Linked DNA regions of Mus musculus: region 1 is linked to region 2. A link is a loop called in an ENCODE intact Hi-C map of the cell type or tissue named here. Cell type or tissue: left cerebral cortex. All regions are shown on one strand.

Region 1 (8,000 bases), 2.0 Mb before region 2:
AGGGTCCAGCTTAGTTGATTCTGCTGGTCTTCCTGTGGAGTTCCTATCCCCTTAGGGGCTGCAAGCAAAGCAACCCATCTTCTTGTCTTGAAGTTGTGTCCCTGTGTGTCTGATAGGCGTGTTAGGGACTCTGCGACTTATAGGGAGACTAAAAGTTACCAACATGTATGTATACCACTTTGCAGTACATGGAGTGAGGTTTGTCTTCCCTTTATCTACCTGATTACATGAAACAATTCTATAAATGTTTAAAAAGTATGTCTACAGTTAAATTGCATGTGGTGGTGCATACCTTTAATCCCAGCACGGAGAAGGCCTGGGCATGTGGCTCTCTGGGAGTTCAAGGCTAGCCTTGAGACTGCTCCTCACCCCTGCCAGTGGAAAAATTCTCTCAACCCCCAGAAGTTGAGTTGAGTGTAGTGGTCCATAGTAGTACGGACACTAGAGAGGATGGGGAAACATCCTATCTAAAGCTTGCCGGGGCTTTATCCCGGGCAACTTGGCTAGCACCGTATTTTGCTAGAATACGATGGAAAAAATAAGTATGGAGAACGTGGCTCAGAGATAAAGGACTTGCTGGGGATGTGCAAGGCCTGGGGTTGGTACTCATGGGGCTTCCTCAGAGACGATGGGAATGGCTTGGGATAAAAGTTAGAGATGATGGGAATGGCTTGGGACAATGGAAACAAAAAAAGGTAGGCAGGTGGAGGTGAACGGACCGTGTGCCGCTCTCTTTATGAGTTCGCAGGGAACCCGAATTGTATTCATTCTCTTAAATATTATGATTCCTGGACGAACAAACGCAGGGAACCAGCGCTGCGTCTCCTCCCACCCCTTTCTTCTTAGTAACGTCTCTGCAGTCTTATACACGTTTTGTTAGTGACATTTCAGAATCCTGGGTCCTGATAATTTCACTGTCCTTGTAACACAGGAGACGGAACGTTTTCAAGTTTGGGGGGATGGGACACTGCTGAGAGACTGTGAATAAAAAAACGTAAAAAGCAAAGTTGACGGCTGGCTTCTGATTTGGCAGGCCTGGTTTGAATCCCTCCACCGGCTCATTTCATTCACAGGCGAAATTGGTTCAGCTCATCTGTTTTATTGGATGTTGTGAGGATTTGAGATGAGGGGTTGAGATAACCTATAAACCTTCTACTAGAGACTTAAAGTGCCTCTAAAATCTCTACTACGGCTGAGGGGAATGTGTAGTGCCGTATAAAATACCTCAAACCACGTCTGTTCTTAAATACACCCAACCATAAGACAAGCCTTTCTATTCCTAGATATTTACTTATGAGAACTGAAAGATTCCCTCATGCTCAACTCAGAAATAACACAAGAGGTGCATGTCAAATAATGTTTAGTGTTAACTATGGAGAAATAAGGAAGGTGCGACCCGTGGCTGCAGTATCAGGGAGAGATCTCAGGGTAATTATTCTGTTAGAACGATGCTGGTGGGGGTGGGGGTGGGTGGAGGGAGACGCTGGCGGGGGGGGGAAAGACACACCACATGATTTGACTTATCAAATCTGTAGTATGGACAGCTAACTGCAGCCAGGTGTACCTCAGTAGAATAGTTTTCAAGGCAGAGAGAAGAAAGTTTGCAAAAGTAATGCTTGTTGCAAGTTCTCAGAACGCACTGAGTTGTGATGAACTTGCAGTCCAGTTAAATAAGTATTTTAAAAAATGTATATTCATTTAAAAAAATGTAGTAGAGTTTTGAGGAGGCAGAAAGGTTAACCAGATGGCAGGTTATCAACTCCAGGGTTCTGCTAAGGCGGATGAGTGTTTATCATTTTGATTTGTGTGTGTGTGTGTGTGTTTTGGAAGGAATGCAAAGTATTTTGTTTCAGAGTCCCGAGAGTCCTGATTTCCACACCTCCATCTGAGTTATTTGGATTCATTTGCCTGGAGATTAAACAGAGAACACAAAGGCATTAGGGAATTTCAGCATCATTAGGTGTTGGGTGAGGATCTGTGGATGGGGAAGGTCCGTTTTATTTTGTAATCACACAGTTATTCCCTTTACTAACTTTTTAATGTGCTTGTACAAATACAGTGGATTAAATTGTAAAAAATAAGATTTAAATGCCCCACATTTTAGCAGCAGAAATAATAAGATAAATTGATAGGCTTTCATGAAACCATAAAGACCCTTAAGAATTAGACACGAGAAAGATGATGGGGGAAGGCCAGGGTTTTGAAGTTATGTTGAAATGATTTTTTCCTTATAGTGAAGAATACAGGTTTTAATGTCATTCTTGCTTGAAATCTATGGCTGATCAACAGACAGAAAATTACAGTAAGATTTGCAATGAAACAGTGCCAGGTTATTTAAAAAGAAAAAAAAAACAACAACAAAAAACCTTGTTCCCCCAGGAAATGAGTTACCATGTAATTGTGATAAAATAAAAGTCTTTAATCATACGAGACACTGGTCTTTTGAAAGAGGTCATTTGAAGATATGTTGTGCACAATGATTGCCATGCCCCGGAGTCTCACAAACCTACCAGATACAATCGATTAAAATTCAAAACCCTATATTATTTTGTTTTGGATTTTTATTTGAAATTGCTTCAGTTACTCCCAATTGAAAAAGTAAATTATTGCCTTTTTTAAAGAGTAGACTAAGTACAATGATCAAGTTAGAAAAGAATAAATAAAAAATTCAAAATGAATAGAAAACTGTTTAATCATGACCTTGATACATATTTTCTATTTAAAAGCACACAAATGCCTAAGGCACACCTCCCACTAAATGACAATGTTCACAAACTCTAAACAGCAAAGTTACAGGTGTGCCTAGCTTAGTTGTGTCTGACGTAACAAATCTTTTTAATAAAATTTGCAGGAATGCTTTGTTAAAATAGCCCTCCCAAATCAACTACATAAAACCCTTTAGATAGAAAATAAGGCTAAATTATGTTACCATAAAATCACCAGCTAAAACATATTCCTTAGTTCTTAGTAACTATGGTAATAAGTGGTAGTTTATAGATGGTGGAAAGAATTATGCTAATCTTTCAATGACTCAGGGCTGGGGAAACACAACTACTTAGACCTGGGGAGAATTTAGCTAGTTTGAAAAATTAACCTAGTGGAACGAGAGAGGAGTCAGTTACAGACAAGATCCCTGAGTAAGCGTTCCAGAGTCGACATTTTCTCTCATTGTGTCTAAGTCTTACTCATTTTTCGTACTATCCTAACCACTAGCTTAAATGTTTTCTCATTCATAAGCACGATCAAAATGAGCTGAGTCTAAGAAGTCCTTTCTTGGAAGATCTTATGTACACCGCTTAAACCAGGACCCAATTTGGCCAAACCTTAAGGACATGACCTTCTAGGATCTGTCTCTGAAATCTCTGTAAAGTTAGGATATTCCTTTAGCAATGAATATGCTATCATGGGATTGTGTTAAAACCCCCTTAACTTTGACTCTGTCAGAATTTGTTAGTTGTAGAAATTCAAAATCCTCTTAAATCGGATAGTGTAAGAAAATTCTTGTTTATTTTTTTGGAAGAAAAATTATGAGTCTCCGTGACAGCCGGCAAAGCGTTCTAATCCAGATTTACCGCTAGAGGGAGACATAGTCCAGCATTTGCAACGTTTGCTGTCTTATACTTTTTTTTTTTTTTTTTTCTTTCTGCAGGAAGGTGGTTTGCTCTCAGCATCTGCAGCCACTGCTGACAGAATTGGGAGGGAGACAGAGGGAGTCAAAGCCTCCCGGTCCAGCCGTCCCATTTTACTGCTTAACTCAGCCTGGAGTGTCAGAACCCATCTTTGCCTGCCTTCTCTGTGCTTTGTACAGTGGGGCCAGTCGCTCCCAACGGCCAGCCCGCTGAGTGGAACAGGGGTCTAGGGTGGACTAGCAGGGCTCTGCCCGTTGGGGTGACTTTCGAACATTATCTTTAGTGTATTTTAACAGTACAGAGCTTGTGGTGGGACTCAGAGAGGGAGAAGCTTTGATTGCTTTTTAAAATTATTTTATTTTATTTTATTTTTTGGCTTTTTTTTTTTTTTTCTTCTGGTGATCTGGATTTGTTTCCTCGGGCCCCTCCCCTTGTTCCGTTCTTTCTCACTCCCGCCTTTGGCGAAGTGACACAGGCGACACCTGCTCGCTTGTGTCTGCTGCTGGAACTCGCACCTCCAAGGTGGTGAAGGTGCCGGCGCGCTCGTGACTTGGGGGGACAGCAGAGGGGTTCCCTCCCTTGGAGCACACGATGCGGAGAGTGGCGGCGGGTGGGATGCGAGGAGCTCTACCGGCTGCACTTGGAGGCGCGATCGAGGGGCTGCAGCTGGCCGGGAGTTGCTGCTAAGTGGACGCGACTCGACGGCGCCCAGGTGTCCGAGAGGGCACCCGCGGGACCCGAGTGCGAGCTGCGGGAACGCAGGCGTCTCCCGGGGAGGACGCCGGCCGAGCGCACAGCCCGCGAGCCTGCTCAGAACCGCTCCACACCGGGAGCCTGCAGACCTGGGAGAGCCGGGGAACTCGAGGAGTGTGCTCGGCGGCGGAGGCTGCTCTGCTGAAGGTGAATCACCGCGTCCAATTGCCTTTCCCTAGAGAACCCGGGGGAGGGCGGGAGAGGGGGAACGTGTGAGCGCGCGCGTTTGTGTGCAAGGGAGAGCCGACGCGGGGCGAGAGGAAAAGTCCTCGCTCGCCGCTCAAAGCAAACAAACCGGAGATGGAATAAGAGCGGCGGTGGCTGGAGCCCGCCTGGATCCTCGCAGTCGCGGGAGCCGAGCGCACCACCGCGCGCAGCGCATCGCCGGGGACAGCGGGCGACCGCGGGCGCCGCCGGGGGCTGCGGAGACTTTGGCTCTCCCCCTCGGTCGACGACCCTTCCGATTACTTTGACACTGTGGGATAAAGAGCAGAGCCCGGGGACCGACCTCGCGCGCTGCACCTTCCTTTTGCTTCGGGGAAGGGGGACCCCAGCTTGTAGGTGAAGACGCTGCCGAGCCCCCCTTTAGCCTTCGGAGGAGGCAGCACTCACACTCGCTCGCCCTCTGCGAACACACACCGGCGGACTTGAGGTCCCTATGCCCCTGGATGGTGCCAGCGGACCGGCATCTCGGAAGCGATGCAGGAGCGGTGAGGCTGGCGTCGGCCCGCGGAAGCTACCGGACCATCGCTAGGTGCTGCCGCCCCCGGGACGCCCGGCTGCAGGTAGGTGCGAGCCGCGCCTTCGGGGGCCTTCGGGCTTTGGGGACCACAGTGGCCGCGCGAGGTCTGCGCGCCTCCACAGCCCTCACCAGTACTGTCTCTTCCCTTGACTATCAACTGGGCCCGGGGGCAGAAACCGGCTCGTCCCAGGAGGCCAAGATGAGGGTAGCTGTGGTCCCGCAGTCGGCATCCTCCTGCCCCCTCCCCTCCCGGCAGACGGCGAGGATAGGGGCGGGGAAGAGGGACGCCCGGAGGGGGACAGAGCCATGGCAGGAGGCTTGGGGAGCAGGGTCCATCTTATTTCAGAAGGCGAGAGACCCAGGCGAGGACCGAAATGGGGTTCAAATGGATCCCTCACCAGTCCTGGCTGGTGGGCATCTGACACTTTTCATAAGCAGTTGGGGGGGGGGGTCGCAGTCAAGGGAGAAATCAGTGAGGGGTGATGGTCCACGGGAAGCTCTCGCATCTGGAATGTCTACTTTCTGTCCACTTCTGACTAGTTAATTCCCAGGCCTGTCTGCAGAGGGTGGGCGTTTCCAGGAGAATATTGACTCGTCCACCTCTAACTATTTCCACAAAGAATCACATTCATAAGTTCCGGGGCCTCACCCGCTTAAAGGTTTATTTAGCTCTGGGAACAGTCTCGGTATTACCGAAGGAAACTGCTTTCTGTAAAGGGTACTTCAAGGGAGCTTTCCTAAAGTATCGTTTAATAAACAGCGTTGGCGGGGGGTGTGGGGGAGAGCACAGTTCGGGGTGTGGGGGTGGGGGCCACGACTAATGGCTTGTCATTTCTTTCCGGGTAGATGACTTCCACATCTTGCCAGTAGCACAGATCTTTTTCTGCCCACCTGCTTTGCTGTCCATTCCTCCTTCTAAGAGGCTAGGTGTCTCCCAGGAGGTGTTTTCTTCAGGGGAGGGATGACTCTTGGCTCTTAGTCAGCAATGCCACATTTACAGAAGGCGCTTCTGCAAAGGCAAAGTTTGAGGTCTGTCGCTCTGTTTCTCTGGAGCTGCGGGCTGAGCCATCCGGCCTCCTCTGGAGGCCACTCCATAGGCTCTCTAAGAGCCCTAGGGAGACCAAGCTTTTCCTCTTGCTCCACATTCCACTGCGTGGCCAGTGTTAAACAATTGCCTGAAGCCTTGGGAATTGAATGTGTAGTTACTACAGTGACCAGCTCTTCCACACCCTGGGCTGAGTGAGTTCATCTCCTGCCAATAAGAGAGAGGATGAACCGGCCTCCTTTTGTGACTGTGAAATCTCCCCTTGAATATCAAAGTCCTCCGTGGGGTTAAAAACAAAGAAACAAAAGCTCATCTCAGTCTCAGAACCTAAGTTTCCCCCACCCTATGAAGAGCACCTCTCCCCCCCCCAACCCCCCCAATCACTCGGTATCCCAGGGCCTTACTCAGGACTGGGTGAATTTCAATGACTGTGGACCGACTAATAATTATCTGGTTCCTGTCTGCCCAGTCAGATTGCTTTGGCCATCCTCCTTCCTACGGTTATCAATTAGCACCTTTAAACTGCTCTATTAGGCAAGGTAAGTTAAGACAGTTGAGTAATTAATTTAAGGTTTCCATGTGAAGTAATAGAGATTACTGGCGAAGAAGATTAAAACTACATTTGATGTTTTAAAGAATCAGAGCATAAGGATATCGTATTTACCCTTTCCATGTTCAGGCATCGATGCCCAAACTAGTGAGTCCTTTACAGTTTCAAAACCGGCACCCGACACCGTGCATTTTCAGGAACAGGTCAGGCATGTTTGTCTCTTTTCCTGATCCACGCTGTTCTGGATCTCTCGAGGCCGCTATTTGGATTGTGACCTTTTAAGAGTCTTTATTTTTAAAAGCCACCAGTAACCACTTACAGGCCATCAGTAACCACACTGAAGCTTATTTTATTCTAATTCCCACAATTTCCAGTGCAAACAAGTGGACTGTATTGTTTACGTGTGTAAGGTTTTGAGGAAGCCTGTTACTGCCAACAGAGCACTCAGGCACGGGGAGCCTTGTAAGAGGCAAACATAGTTTTAGTGCTGTTTTATTCAAAATGGCTTTCAAAAGGCTGATCAAAGTCTTGGTTCTTTTCTTGCCTTTAGGAGCAGTGGGTGACTAGGTTTTCCTTTCCATTTACATACAGTGCTATTTGGTGTGTGTTTCTTTTAGAGGACTCAGGGAACCTTTGTGTCAAAGCAAATGCCTACATAATGCTATAAGTTGTGGCAGAGGGGAGTGTGAGGGCTCTGAGTGAGTGTGCGCACGTGTGATTCTGAACCTGAGGAGCGTTAGTTACTTTAACAGTGACAAACTGGAGAGAAAAGATGCTGTCAGCTTGGGTCGGCGTGGATCCACTGTTCGTAGGCACTACGTTATCTGCATTATAGTGTTCACTAGCCACCAAGTAATAGAACTCGATGACACGGCTGTAGAGAAAGGTCTATTTTTAGACAGAGCCACTTACCCCTCTTAAAAATTTATAAAGTGCTGAAACTTTTGGGGGTGATCTAACATTTTAGAGAAATTGTGTTATGTCTCATCAGAAAGATTTAGTAGTCCTGGATCTACTATCTGTGAGACAGTGTTTTGATAGCCCGCTTAAATGGCATTTTCACATGGAAATGCACAGAGTACATTTTAAGGTTGATCCAGTGCCAACTGGATCTTCTGGATTACCCTGCACAGGATGGGGACTCTCCAGCACTCACTAGGCCCTTCTTATCACCGCCCTAAACAACAACAACAACAACAACAACAACAACAACAACAGCAACAACAACAAAACGGTTCTGTTTGAGCACATTTGAGTTGAGGAGTCATTGCAAACAGATGG
Region 2 (8,000 bases):
AAAATTGAATACTAAGAGCGTCACCAAAGCCAATTAAATTGTATAGGGTTGGCTACAAATAGTGGGGCACATGTATAAGTAACCAGTAAGCTTATTTACTCAAACATTTCAAGATTCTCACATTGTGACTTAAATAGGCCAAGCACTGTGTTCCCCTTCTTCGGGTGTCTAAGTTCTACTCTCTTCTCATTTTAGATTTTTCTCTTCCATTTAGCCAACAAGAATGGGGTAAGATCACAGATTCAAAACTCTTTCTAGTATACCTTTAATTATTTCATTAAACTCTAATTCATTATATTTCAACAGGCTTTTGATTACCAATTTGTTCATTAATTTTTATTACAATGCAGCGGGACGTTGGCGTGTTTTCTATTTAAACAGCAAGCATTTTAGAGCCTTTCCTTCGTATCGTTACAACATCACGTGAATACATTCGTATATTCGTCTCTGTACTTCTTGGTAGCAAACTATTACTTATTTTAAAGAGTGATTATGCTCAATACTGTTTTCCAGCCTTGGGGGAAAAGTGAGACTGCAAGGACCTACTCTTTCATAAGAAATCTAATTATCTGCTATGTATGTACCTTGTCAATATTCTTTGAAGGAGAAATGTAATATTTTTCTGGTAGGTTTAGAAGCAGAGAGAACTAGCGTGGAATGCCAACGTGGAGAGAACTTGCCCACTTTTGATTGCTCTCTAATTTTCAGGCTAGCCTGGAACTTACTGTGTAACCCAGGCTAGTCTAGAACTCAAGTCAGTCCTAGTCTCTCAGCCTCTCGAATGCTGGGGTTACAGACATGAGTCACCACACCCAGCTAACTGGGGCACCACTCAGGATGTGCTAGATGAAGACTCTGTTAGAGGCGAAGCGTCTTCATCTCTCCCTCTGAGTTCTCTTTAGTCGCCGTGTTAGAGCACCCATGAAGTGCAGAACAACCCCTTTCTCACATCCTCAGCTTTGTACATCAGGGAGGACATCAAAGTATTTGGAGATACAAATTCAGTTTCAATCTAGCTCCTGGAATAACACGGGCTCCTCCTATACACCTGCTTCCTTGGGTGACATTACCGTGCTTTCAGCCAGGCCCCAAACTGGACATCATCCTCAGTCAGTTTTCATGTTCCACACATTTTGTCCCAGATGTAGCAGATACATCAAATCTGGGTCCTAAACGCCACTCAGACAAGTGTCTCTTTTCACGCTTGTTGGCCTTTCCTTGCTTGTTCTATATCCCTTCTTTCACTGGACATAAATTGATCACTAAAGTGATCTCTGAAAAGCATAATGATGACCCTGGCTTTCTTTGGTGACGAGCCTAGTTGAAGACCAGCTTTGGAAATATGTTAAATATGTGAAATATGTTAAAAATGAGACACAGGCCGTTTTGTCACACACCTCTGACTTCCATGCGTGTTTATGATCTACGATCCTTGTGAGCTCTGTATATTAACACATCTCAGAAATACTTGCTCCCTCTGACGCTTTATCCACACACTTAGGTGTTAAAGATGCAGGATGGGTGAAGCTTCCCGGTCTCTCCTTACTCTTTTTTGCACGCACATTTACTCAGTTGCAAGGTTTTTTTTTTTTTTTTTTGAGGGTGTGGGTGATTTTACTTTGTTTCCTTGTTTTGGGGGGTGTTGTTATTGTACCCTCATTTTCTGATAAAGAACTTAAAAGTGTGGTGTGTAGGACATGGGAGAGGATCTGGGACAACTTGGGGAAGGAAATAGTATGATCAAAATTTTTAAATTTAAGAGTTGTTGTAAATAATGAAATTATATAATAAAGAGCAAGGTATAACAATGCATAAAAAAGCATTAATGACAAACGATAGGGTATACTGATATAATATTTTCTGAAGTGTATGAAACACCAGTGGAGGAAAACTCTACTTCACTTCTTAGGTAAATAATGTGTAATTATGCTTTTGCTCTGTTTCTTCCATAATTATTAAAAAAAAACCTTTCTTCTTTCAGTTTGAGCACCCCAGTTTTCTCTTACTACTTCAATGTGGCTAGTTACTAGTAAATAAACATTGTGGGCATCTTAAATAAGTAGTGACACGGGGATTACTCCTCTGGAATCCTAGGTAGCACTCCTTCTTCAGCCAGGAGTGGCTCCTTCATCCGGCAATGTCTGTGCACCGAGTCATCCACCTATTTGCACTGCGTACAGCTACCACGGCTTCTCTTACGGGAAGATATCTCTTCCGAAACATCCACGTCCTGTCACTCACCAAACCAACCTCAATCTGGGAAATTAGGGGGGTAATCCATGTCCTACAATTTACACTGATATGAAGACATTCCGAAAGAAAGGGGATGCGAAAGGAAACTGTACTTATCTTGGAAAAGGAGACTGCTGAAGGCACAGCATGAGAACTCTTCATTCTTACATTTACTACAGCCCAAAAGATCTCCCGAGACTCTCATACTGGAAAACAATACTGATGTCTTTCAACATCAACATTTGCTCTCTTTTCCTTTCCCTCCTCCTATTCTTCTACATTTTCTAAGATCGTGATAAATTCGGTAACTGCTTGATTATTTTAAATATCTCCCTAGCGTCTCATCAAATATCTTCAGCATGTTTTCCATGACTTAATTCCAATTTCTTTGTGACAAATCTCTGTTGATCCTTTCATTTCCACAGCGGTTTCTCGCTTCCTCTCTATATGTGGGCATTTGGCTCATGAAGCAGCAATTTGGCCGGCAGCAATCTGAACACTGTGGCTCTTCTTTCCTCCGCATCCCAAAATTAACTGTAAACTGACAAATCAATAGCGTGGAGTTATCACTCGCAGGTCCTGACTGGCCTCAGGAGCCCCCGAGGGTTCAAGTCAATGCCTTTTTGCTTCGTGCAAGAGCTCTAAGGCTGAGTGTGGATGCTAGGAACCCAAAGCTGGAGCTGCATTAGCGTGTGACCCTATGGGAAGCCTACCCTGCTCTCCTATCTGCAGAAATGGAGCATCTCACCCTGTAACCAGAGCTGCTTCTGCCAGATTAAAATGTGCATTTAGTTCATTCCTTTATGTGTATGTGTTTGACCTGTAGGTCTATGCATCAACGTGCATGCATGTCTGTTGCCGGTGGAAGCCAGAAGAGGGCACTGCTTCCCTGTAACTGAGTGTGTAACTGAGTGTGAGCTGGCTTGTGGGAGCCAGGTCCTCTGGAAGAGCATCCCTTGCTCTTAAACTACTGAGCCCTCCATTCTGTCCCCTCTGACCTGATTTTTAATAAACACTTATAAGACATCATTGTAAGGCTATTATTCCTAAGACTCGCCTAGAGTCAAGTGCTAAGAAGGAGAAGGTCCAGCCTAGCTCTGAGAAGTGTTTGCTTCCTCACAGCACGCTTGCAAACACCAAAGATTTTCAAGGTGTTCCCAATGCCTTCCACCCTGGACAGGAGAAGCTTTGGAGCTGCCCTAGACACAGATGTCACGAAACAGCTTTCAAGCTCCTCAACGGATTCTTTCGCACGGGAAGCTCACGACTCTAAGAGCTTAAGCTCAGTGTGCAATGGCCTTTTGCCTCTGGCCAGTCGTCGGCACCTTCCTTCCTTCCAAGACAAGGCTACGGTGTGTGGCACTAAGACTACCGGCTGTCCTCAATAAGATAAAGTCGGAACGAGAGCCACAGAACAGGCTGGAATCCCACAAAGAGTGGGCTGACTGCCAGAACCATGTGTAGTTTAAGACCAAGAACAGAGGCTTGGCCCATGCCAGGGTTTGGAGTTGGTAAATAGATTTTAAAACCTCCAGTAAGAACCATGTGAGGAACGAGCAAGCCATCTACCTTTAAAGTCCCGAAAGGTCCCGTGAAGAGGTGGGGAAGGTAACTGTTAATGAGGAAATGATTTTTTTTTTTTTAAGATTCACATGATCCACTGTTGTGTTAATTAGAAATAAGATGGGTATTTGACTGGTACCATCTTCATCTGCCTTTGAGACACAGGGTTACACGAGTCAGCTGTCTTTCACTGGAATCATTACAGCAGCGGAGACGGCAGTAATGCTTGAGAGATCACGAAATTCCACGTTTGCTTTCAAAGGGCAGGCAGGGCTTCCTCCTGTTGGCTCACGTCCCTGTCCCTTTACAAGGGCGATAACAGTCCCATTTGAATGCCTGCTTTGTTTTCTTGCCGGTGCCACGAGGCTCCATTTACTATCTGAACTAGTTTTGCCCTCTGATGTTAATACTTAATCTCTTAAAGTCTTGGCTACAATAAAAGCCAGTAATCAAGTTTTATAATCTACTGTTTCCATGAGCGCCCTTGTCTCCTGGCTGCTTAGGTATCCTCTATGATTCGCAAGCAAAAACATTCTTTCTCCCCTTTAAAAAAAAAAAAAAAACCTGAAACTTCCACTATCATTTCTGCCTGTCTGTCTCATTATAGTAAACGACTATTGCCAGACTGTTTGCTTGGCGAAGGCACTACATATTATCAGGAACTATTTCAACGTGCATGAGAAAACTTCAAGATGTCCCTGCCAAACCAAACCACAGTAAGACTGAGAAGCACCCACCCTGTGGGGCTTCACACCCCAGGGTGACTTCCCTGGTCACCTGAATTCTTTGAATAGCTCCAGTGGATACTTACAATATGTAGTCTTTCTGAGTGTGCCTTTGGGAACTGGGCTTTTCTTAGTGTGGTGTGCAAAAATAGCTTAGATCAGACAGCTGCTGTTCTTGTGTTGATGTGGACACATAGCATAAATCCAGTATCTCTGGAAGAAGATATACGAACAGCCTAGGGGCTCTGCAAGAATGTGACATGATATTATCCTTTGTTAAAAAGTCTTAGTCTGTTTTATTGTTTTGAGATTATAATACAATTTTATTGCTCTATTCTTATTTTCTCTCCCAACCCCAGCCTTCCTTTAGATACATGATTTCTTTTTTCCTTCACCGTTATGCATTTGTATATATATATTTTTTTCCTCTATGTTGTTACTTGTAAGTATATCTTCAGGACTGACTGACCTTTGTTGGTACTGCATAGACAATCAGCGAGCCACCACTCTCCTTTCTAGTTTTCCTTAGCTGCCTATCGTTCTTTGCGTATGCTTGCAGCCTTTGGAACTTTTCCCCATCCAGTTCTTATATGAATGCACAAATAATAAGATGAATTTTGGAGATCTTGGCCACTATCACGCAGGGCAGTGGCAAACCATTCCAGTCTCTGTAATCCAATAGCTCTTTGTACTATGTGCACTGATAGATAGAAAAGAAGGCATGACATGCAAACGCTGGAGGGAAACCAGGGCACACTGCTGTTTTGATATAAGGAGAAATTCGTCAAATGATCCTAGAAAGCATCCACTGACCCTGATGGAACATCTGGGCAGGAACTCTGTATCAAGGATAATGCAAAGAGTGACAGGAACCAGTCTAGAGTATGGCTGTCTTAAGATCTCAAGTCATCATGGAAACAAAACCAGGAAAGTCTGTTCCACACACACATTGACTCAGATCCCAGGCCCTTTTTATATCACAGCGATAGCAACGGACATCAACACAGCTCATAGCAACAGAGGGGCACCACATCAAAACTCTTACTAATCAAATGCCAAAGAGGCCAGTTTCAAGTGAAATTATTTAATGATGTTACCAGAGGAAGGAGGTTTTCCAGACTGAATTGATTGCATTTAAAGGTCCATCACTCAGCAAAGATAACTTCTGGGAACTCCAATAACCTCGTTAAATTTATCTTCCTTGGCAATGCAATTAAGCAATAATAAGAAAAATACTGTCCATTTGATGTAATGTTAAGTACTGAGACATATAACAATCTCTAGTGTATAAAATGTGACATACATCCTTTCTGGAGAAAAATACCATGACAGATATCAATTAAGAACCTGTTCCAGGAAGGTGTGGTGGCGGCACGAACCTTTAATCCTAGCATCCAGGAGGTAGAGGCTGGAGGATCTGAGAGTTAGAGGACAACCAGTGCTACACAGAGAAACCCTGTCTCAAAAAGGCAAAACCAAACAACCAAACAACCAATAAACTTAAACCCCCAAACAACAAACAACTCTTCCCAAACCAGTGGGAACTACATGCTTAAATAAGAGCAAAACCAGAAAAGGTTGACTGTTTGTTTGTTTGTTTGTTTTTGTTTTTAGGAATACTGCCATGGTTACCCATGATAAAAGGCAAGGCACTGTGTGTGAAGTATGAGAACTATTGTACAGAACTGGTAAATGTATAAGCTACTCCCACTGGGCATATTTTTCCATCTGATGTGAAAGAATAAAACTCTTCACCAACTGAACTCTTACTTCTCACAAGCCGAAGTGAACCGGCTCACTACTGATGGAGGCAATGCATCACATCAAGCATTCAAAATAAATTAGTGGCCATTAAGCCGCAAGCTCCCCATCATTTGTGTTACAAATGATGCTGAGGCATCAGGCATTACCGGAACCACCTTCCGTCTCCAGAGCGATATTGATGTTCTGCAGCCAGAGCCCATTAAGATGATTCAATGAAATACACCAACTTCAGAAGAGATACAACATCTCAGACTCGCGATAAGAATAGGGTTGAGGTTTCCTAGTAGCAAAACATTTTCTCCTGACATAAAAACTGCGCTCTGAGGTGCAAGTTAAATATGCCTCAAATCAAACTGACTCCTTAGGAGACCAGTAGTAGCGTGCTATTTATACCATCGCTGCTTCCATACTGAATCACAAAGCACAAAGGGGGTGTGCGGATTCTATTCATGAGCTATGAAAAACAATTTTGCCTTCATCTACTGTTTCATGTTTTAAATTCTTTTGAAGATGATTTAGTTACACGGCAACTGTATTGGACTGTATAGGTGCTGACACAGAAAGGGAAGTTTCCAGTTGCATTTTAAGAAACTAGAGGACTATTCAGGATTGTATGCAATTGTGGTAGTATTTGAAGATTTGAAAAACGTTTTAAGATTATAAACATCATGAAACATGGATTATTCTGTTTTCACCATTGGATTCTTGACATATGGGAATAAGGTTTAGCTACAAAAAAAAAGAGGACTTGTGAATGATATAAGTTAGCAAGTCTACAATGCCAGGTATCTTTAAGAAAGTTTAGGTATATTTCTGGCTCTAATTGAGCCTCTGATATTCTGTTCATTACCTCTACATCCAGAAAGTCAGACTTGAATTCAGATAAACAAAAACAGTAATACACTGAGGGAACATGTCTACCATTTAAGTATGTCTGAACACCTGTCAGAACCCATGTTGAGTCTTTCTTGGGTTGGCAACTACGGAATATTTGTTCATACATGAATAACCTTTTGTTTTTGTGGTATTGTAAAAGTCACCTTTTATGTTCACTCTTACACAATAATACACCCCCATTTGTAAAATTGGTATTGGCAAGAGGAGGGTACAGAGCCTGGAGTGGCTAAGTCTAAAGGCTAACTGTATCTAGTTCAGGCACAAAATTGATTTAATAGAGTGAGCGAGGCGATCAGTTGTCCATAAAGGTCAATAAGAAATGTTACCTCAGCTCTTCTGAAGGCCCTGATACAGTGGTAGAAAAGCAAGCATCCAAAGGTTTCAGAAAAATTAATGAATGAACAAAGAAAGGAATCAAACTCAGGGTAGAGTTTAATATCTAAGACAGGATTCCCCAGTCCAGAATCAGAAGTAAGGTTTTGGTCATGCAGGGCCGTCCTCTGTTCTTTGCCTTCTTGGTCATGCAGGGCCGTCCTCTGTCCTTTGCCTTCTTGTGCTTGTTTTGGGTTCATTAATTTAAAAACTTCTCATGGAGATTCAGGAAAAATTACATTTCACAACACAGACATAAAATATGTTAAGTACATTACAGGATAAAGAGGACTCTCTTTTCTTTCTTCATCTTCTTCCTTCCTTCCTTCTCTTCCTTCTTCTTCCTCCTCCTTCTCCTCCTCCTTCTCTTCCTCTCTCTTCTTCTCCTTGTTCTCTCCTCTCCCCCCTCTTCCCTCTCTCTCTGTTTGTACTATTAGAACCCACTTA

What was found. A loop is a pair of places that touch in the nucleus more often than their neighbours do. Peaks named below come from ENCODE experiments on the same cell type or tissue, not always from the same donor. Only the 100,000 strongest peaks of a DNase experiment are listed, where the experiment ranks them.
Region 1: it touches region 2 in a loop (5-fold over the local background); 3 of 42 quality-filtered maps call a loop at or near these places.

The regions. Positions count from the first base shown.
Region 1 is chr10:123,260,375-123,268,374 of GRCm38, forward strand. Tafa2 (TAFA chemokine like family member 2) reads left to right here and starts at 3,702. Exons shown (of 5, transcript NM_001252387.1): 1 at 3,702-5,167. In left cerebral cortex, a CTCF peak has its summit at 3,573 (motif pointing right); DNase peaks (open chromatin) are centred at 3,688, 4,151, 4,561, 5,192 and 5 more places; H3K4me3 peaks cover 4,277 bases; H3K27ac peaks cover 3,161 bases.
Region 2 is chr10:125,262,032-125,270,031 of GRCm38, forward strand. The region is part of intron 3 of Slc16a7 (solute carrier family 16 (monocarboxylic acid transporters), member 7); the gene reads right to left. Among named protein-coding and RNA genes, the nearest start is that of Slc16a7, 43 kb to the right of the region's middle. In left cerebral cortex, a CTCF peak has its summit at 3,094 (motif pointing right); DNase peaks (open chromatin) are centred at 2,794, 3,089, 3,681, 4,647 and 2 more places.